Regions from separate parts of the Mus musculus genome. Here region 2 is linked to region 1. A link is a loop called in an ENCODE intact Hi-C map of the cell type or tissue named here. Cell type or tissue: left cerebral cortex. All regions are shown on one strand. Each heading gives the region's core, and the rest is flanking DNA. Links, peaks and the distances in the headings are about the cores only.

Region 1 (2,912 bases), core at 284-2,783:
ATACCCAAGATACAATTTGCAAAACATATGAAACTCAAGAAGCAGGAAGACCAAAGTGTGGATATTTTGTTCTTACTTAGAATTGGGGATTAAAATACCCATGTAGGGGGTTACAGAAACAACGTTTGGAGCTGAGATGGAATGAAAGATCATCCAGAGACTGCCCTACCTGGGGATCCATCTCATAAACCGCTACCAAACCCAGACACTATTGCATATGCCAGCAAGATTTTGGTGAGAGGACCCTGATATAGCTGTCTCTTGTGAGGCTATGCAAGTGCCTGGCAAATACAGAAGTAGATGCTTATAGTCATCTATTAGATGGAACACAGGGTTCCTAATGTAGGAGCTAGAGAAATTACCCAAGGAGCTAAAGGGGTTTGTAACTCTATAGGAGGAACAACAATATAATCTAACCAGTACCTCCAGAGCTTATGTGTGTCTAGCTGCATATGTAGCAGAAGATGGCCTAGTCGGCCATCATTAGCAGGAGAGGCCCTTGGTCTTGCAAAGATTATATGCTCCAATACAGGGGAATGCCAGGGCTAGGAAGCTGAAGTGGGTGGGTTGGGGAGCAGGGCTGGGGGTAGGGTATAGGGGACTTTCGGGATAGCATTCGAAATGTAAATCAAGGAAATATATAATTAAAAAAAAACTAAAACTAAACTAAAATAAAATAAAACGAGAAAGCTCAGACTAAAACCTTACATTAAATTTGCATGTGACAAATCATTAAATGTTTTTGTTGTTGTTGCTGTTTTGAGACACAGCTTCTCCTTTTAGCCTTGGCTGTCCTGGCACTCAACAGGGCACAGCTCTCTACCGGAAATCAGGCACTGAAGATAATCATCATGTAAACGGGAGCGACCTAGAAAACACATGTTACCAGCATCCAGATAGTGAACTTCAGGAATGCATCAGAGCTCAGCCCTTGGGAGGTTGTCAGCCCTTCAAAGAAGTTTTAAATTCCCCATTAAGATAAAACAATTCAATCAGACATGGTGACCCATCCCTGTAATCATAGCATGTGGGAGACTGAGGCCTAGGCTACATAGGAAGATCCTGTCTTAAGAAGGACTGTAGCTGAATAGAGTATTGGCCCAGCATGTGTAAGGTTCAGACTCCCTCTGGTAGCTAAGAAAACAATAAAATTAAATTAAATGAACAAATCCAAGAATGCAGATTGCAGAAGAGGGCCTAGTTTGACTACTTTGTTCAAGGCCCTGAGGTCCATTCCTGGCACTTGAAAAAAAGTTCCTATGCAATGAAACAGGTTACAGGATAGAACAAAACCTTCTGCACTAAAGGATTAGGCTTTAGACTGATGATGTCAGCAGGCTGACAAGGAAAGCAGGTTGTAGGGGCATTAATATACTTTTCACTTGAACACAGGAGACAACCAATTTCCTGCTCCTCTTTCCTCACCAAGACCAGTGGGCTTTTTCCCTGACTGAAAGTATTCAGTGGTCTTTCAAATCTCCCACAAGAAGCGGGGGAGGGTCCTATAGTAGGAACCAATCAGCTTGCCTTTCTTTGTCTGGATTACCCAATCCCCTGTAGTAGCCTGAATCAGCCAACTAAGAGGGAAAGGAAGAACTCACCCCATCCCCAAACATAAAACTTTAGCACTGCCTGACACAACTCTGATTTCCAGGTCTTCTGCATTCTCTCTCTCTCTCTCTCTCTCTCTCTCTCTCTCTCCCTCCCTCCCTCCCTCCCTCCAGGTGCTGAGACCTTGTTTTTACTGCCTTATTTTTTTAAATCAGCACAGAAAAAAAGTCCATTCCAAAAAACTCTTGACAACCAACGTCACTATGATGGCATCAAATCAACAAAGCAGTAGATTAAAAAAAAACAAAAAAAAAACTGATGACAAGCAACAATCTTAGCGCATCATATTTGATGTTACTTTTGGTTTCCCTTCTCCCCCAGAAAAGCTAATTCAATTGACTTGACTCATTTTGAAGGCTTTTCCACTGCTGGCCCTTGAATGTAAAGCCTTAGAGTGTTGGCAGGTCTGCCACTTCTCTCATGTTCATTTCCTCAATAAACATCGTTCGAATACAAAAATATAGAAAAGAAAATGAAAAAATAAACACAACCAGAAAGAACACCCACCCTAATAAAAATAAAATCAGCAGTTTTGAAGCAGACTTTTAGGATACACACAAAGCTAAGTTGGAGACAGGAGTGGCACAAATATAGAAACAAGAGAACCCCAGATAATCTTCCTTACACACACACAGACACACACAGACACACACACACACACACACACACACACACACACACACACACACATGCAAATGAGATTGCCAGATTACAAAATTTACCTCAACGGAGATATGCTGAGGTAAACACACGTTTATTTTTGTAAACAGTGCTCTCTGGTTTGCTTTTCTACAGCAACCAATGTTGAATCATTACCCAGAGGGTTTGGTTTCTAAGCTTTTAAAAATATGAACAACAAGAAGAAAGAAAACCAGAAGTGGCACTTCTCAAAAACGTTAAATGTTAAAAAAGAAGAAGAAGAAGAAGAAGAGGAGGAGGAGGAGGAGGAGGAGGAGGAGGAGGAGGAGGAAGGAGAAGGAGAAGGAGAAGGAGAAGGAGAAGGAGAAGGAGAAGGAGAAGGAGAAGGAGAAGGAGAAGGAGAAGGAGAAGGAGAAGGAGAAGGAGAAGAAGAAGAAGAAGAAGAAGAAGAAGAAGAAGAAGAAGAAGAAGAAGAAGAAGAAGAAGAAGAAAGGAAAGAGAGAGAGTGAGCGAGAGAAACAGAAAGAAAAGAAAAAAGAGGTATTTCAAAGAAAAACGAGCAATCTTTGCTCTGATCCGAACTTAGAGCTTGGAGAAACTGTTCCCTTAACTCTCCTGGAAAGAAAGACTTTTCCTCCAGCATAAATGAGAATCTTTCCAAG
Region 2 (2,912 bases), core at 210-2,709, 1.0 Mb before region 1:
CAGGTAAAGGGCAGGAACTGGAAAATGTACCAAAGTGAGGTAATTCAGGTCTAGCAAGACAAACACCGTGGTTTCCCATATGTGCTGTCCTAGTTTGTTTTCTACTACTGTGATAAAGACTGTGGCCAAAAGCAACTTATAGAGTAAGGGGTTTTATTATCTTACATGCCTCAATTACAGCCAGTCACTAAGAGAAGTCAGGACGGGACTCAGACAGGAGCAGAGTGGGGGATCACTGACACTGCTCACCGACTCAATCATCTCAGGAGCACTCTCTCCCGGAAGGAGGTTTCACATCACTCTTTAACCAAGGAAAAGCCCTACAGTCATGCCTATGGGGCACTTTCATAGAGGTAATTCCTCAATTTCAGTTTCCTCTTGCCAGGTGACTCAGTTTGTGTGAAGTTAGAACAAACTGACTAGCACGCATGAGGATTACAGTGGAATCCAGGAAACTAGAGAGGTGTTTTTGGGGACATGCTAAGGGAGCACAGATTGAACATTGTCAGTAAAATAAAAGTAGAGGTGAAATATTGGGGTTAGAAGGACTTAAGCAGGAAGGGGAGACCAGTAGGGTGGAGGGAAGGGTTAACCCAAAGGAAGAGTGAATGAAAAGCCATACAGAAGTCTACTATCTCACAATCCAATTTAAAATCAGTTTAAAGGATAGTAGAAAACATGTGAAATAAAAGAAGAGGAGGAGATACAGGGCATTAGAGGAATAAGCAGGGATAGAGGTAGGAGGATGGAAGGGAGGAAAATGTAGTAGGTAGGTCAGCCAAAATTTGAGTGTATACAAAAGCCTTAAGAAAACCCACTAGTGGGAAGAGAGACCCCTTGGTATTGCAAACATTATATGCCCCAGTACAGGGGAATGCCAGGGCCAAGAAGCAGGAGTGGGTGGGTAGGGGAGCAGGGTTAGGGGAGGGTATAGGGAACTTTCGGGATAGCATTTGAAATTTGAAATGTATATAAAGAAAATATCTAATAAAAAAAAAAGAAAACCCACTAGTTAGTACGATTCTGTGGTGGTTTGAATAAGAATGGTCTCTATAGGCTCACAGGGTAGAATCCACTATTGGTATGTTGCAAAATGGTCTTGCTGCCAATGTGCCTTCTACATATTACCCATAGATAGTCCTGAGTTGCTGTTTCCTTGGTCAGAGAAGTGTCTTTTTTTCCATCAACCAATGGAAAGAATGGACAGCTGGTCACAGTGTAGGGAATAGACACTGAGTGTTCAGTCCTATATTAGAGAGAGCCATAGATTGAACTCAATAGGTTGAGCTTCAAGGATTTAAAACAGCTGTTTAATATTTTCTACCTAGGAGCTCTCCAATATTAATTGCTATCTGGCCATTTTCTGGCTCTTTATTTTGCCCATTAGGTAAGTTCTGGATGGTTGCTGGTTTGTTCTGTCATCTGAGCATTGAGGGATTAGGTGTTTGTTCAAATCTTTCCAATCTGGCATCGTGCTTATCTTCTCAGAAATTATAAACTTCCTGTGAGCTGTCAGCATCAGATGGCATCTCCATTCTGATCAGTGATGCTTGCAGTTGATGTGTTTCCAATGTTTCAACACTAGGGGGAGATCCTAGCCCACGTATATCCCTAGTGTAAAACCAGCATACTATTCAGAATGAGCCAGAGGAATAACTGGAAGGGATGGTCCGCCTTTACAGTAATCAGAGCTGGGCAAAATCACTGTGGACAAACCAATTCCAGGAACATTTTCTGTGCCTGTGGCTACCAATACACTATTTACCACCCTGATCTACATACAGCTGGAATAAGATCAAGGTCAACAATGTCATAGGTTGCCTGATGCTGAATTATGGCTTAAGATTGCTACAACCAACCATAAAGGATGCTGACTGAAATGGAAGTCTGTTAGCCTGGAGTAATGTGTCTTTTCCTGATTCCAGAAAAAAATAAAATAAAAACACCCCAAGTGAGATTATTAAAACTAAACGTTTCTTTAAAATTAGTGTATCCTCACACTTGAAAATAGCAACAGTCACTGATAGATTTTCACAGAAACTCATTATTGAGAAAATGAGCTATTCCATTTCCAAAACTTGGTTTTTTCTTTGTTTTCAAATCCTTAATTTGATGGCACAGAAAAATTTTGGTTTCCATTTCCTTGTATGAATAATGTTAAGAGTTTACATAACTTTTTCTATAAGACAGAAGCAAGACATATATGAATTGCACTAACACACACACACTGCTGCCACTAACTCTTATCCTATATCTTTCTATCCTATGCAAGGGGACACTAATTTTGACCCCCCCTTTCCTTTCCTTTCCTTTCCTTTCCTTTCCTTTCCTTTCCTTTCCTTTCCTTTCCTTTTCAACTGCTAGCTTATCTGCCCACAGTTTCTGTAGCCTTCTTCACCCCCACCTTTTCTAACCAAAGCCGCAGAATCACGAGTCTCCACCATGCCCTGTTTTACCTTCTGCATTATGCAAGCTTTGGGGATAACTGCTCTGCAAATCTTACTCTCCCTCAGACCTCCTCTGCCCCACATTTGCGTGTCTTTGTTCTCTTTATCTCTTACCGTCTCCCCAATAGTCATCAGCTTCAGGTTCAAGAAGTGGAGGCTCTGCTGGGCGGTGATGGCGCACGCCTTTAATCCCAGCACTTGGGAGGCAGAGGCAGGCCGATTTCTGAGTTTGAGGCCAGCCTGGTCTACAAAGTGAGTTCCAGGACAGCCAGGCTGTAAAGAGAAACCCTGTCTCGCTAAACTAAACTAAACTAAACTAAACTAAACTAAACTAAACTAAACTAAACTAAACAAACAAAAAAACAAAGAAGTGGAGGCTCTAAGTTCAGAAAATCTATGATAACCGGCTTACCTCCACACAGTCAATCCGAGGAGGCCATGCAATGTTCTTTGGAGGCAGATCAC

What was found. Peaks named below come from ENCODE experiments on the same cell type or tissue, not always from the same donor. Only the 100,000 strongest peaks of a DNase experiment are listed, where the experiment ranks them.
Region 2: it touches region 1 in a loop (2.8-fold over the local background); 2 of 42 quality-filtered maps call a loop at or near these places.

What each region holds. Positions count from the first base shown.
Region 1 is chr6:57,821,324-57,824,235 of GRCm38, forward strand. The region is part of intron 1 of Vopp1 (vesicular, overexpressed in cancer, prosurvival protein 1); the gene reads right to left. Among named protein-coding and RNA genes, the nearest start is that of Vopp1, 2.3 kb to the right of the region's middle. In left cerebral cortex, for the core only: no CTCF peak of the experiment used is centred there; DNase peaks (open chromatin) are centred at 1,310 and 2,048; H3K4me3 peaks cover 88 bases; H3K27ac peaks cover 29 bases.
Region 2 is chr6:56,807,250-56,810,161 of GRCm38, forward strand. No RefSeq gene overlaps it. Among named protein-coding and RNA genes, the nearest start is that of Kbtbd2, 11 kb to the left of the region's middle. In left cerebral cortex, for the core only: a CTCF peak has its summit at 1,575; DNase peaks (open chromatin) are centred at 1,597 and 2,478.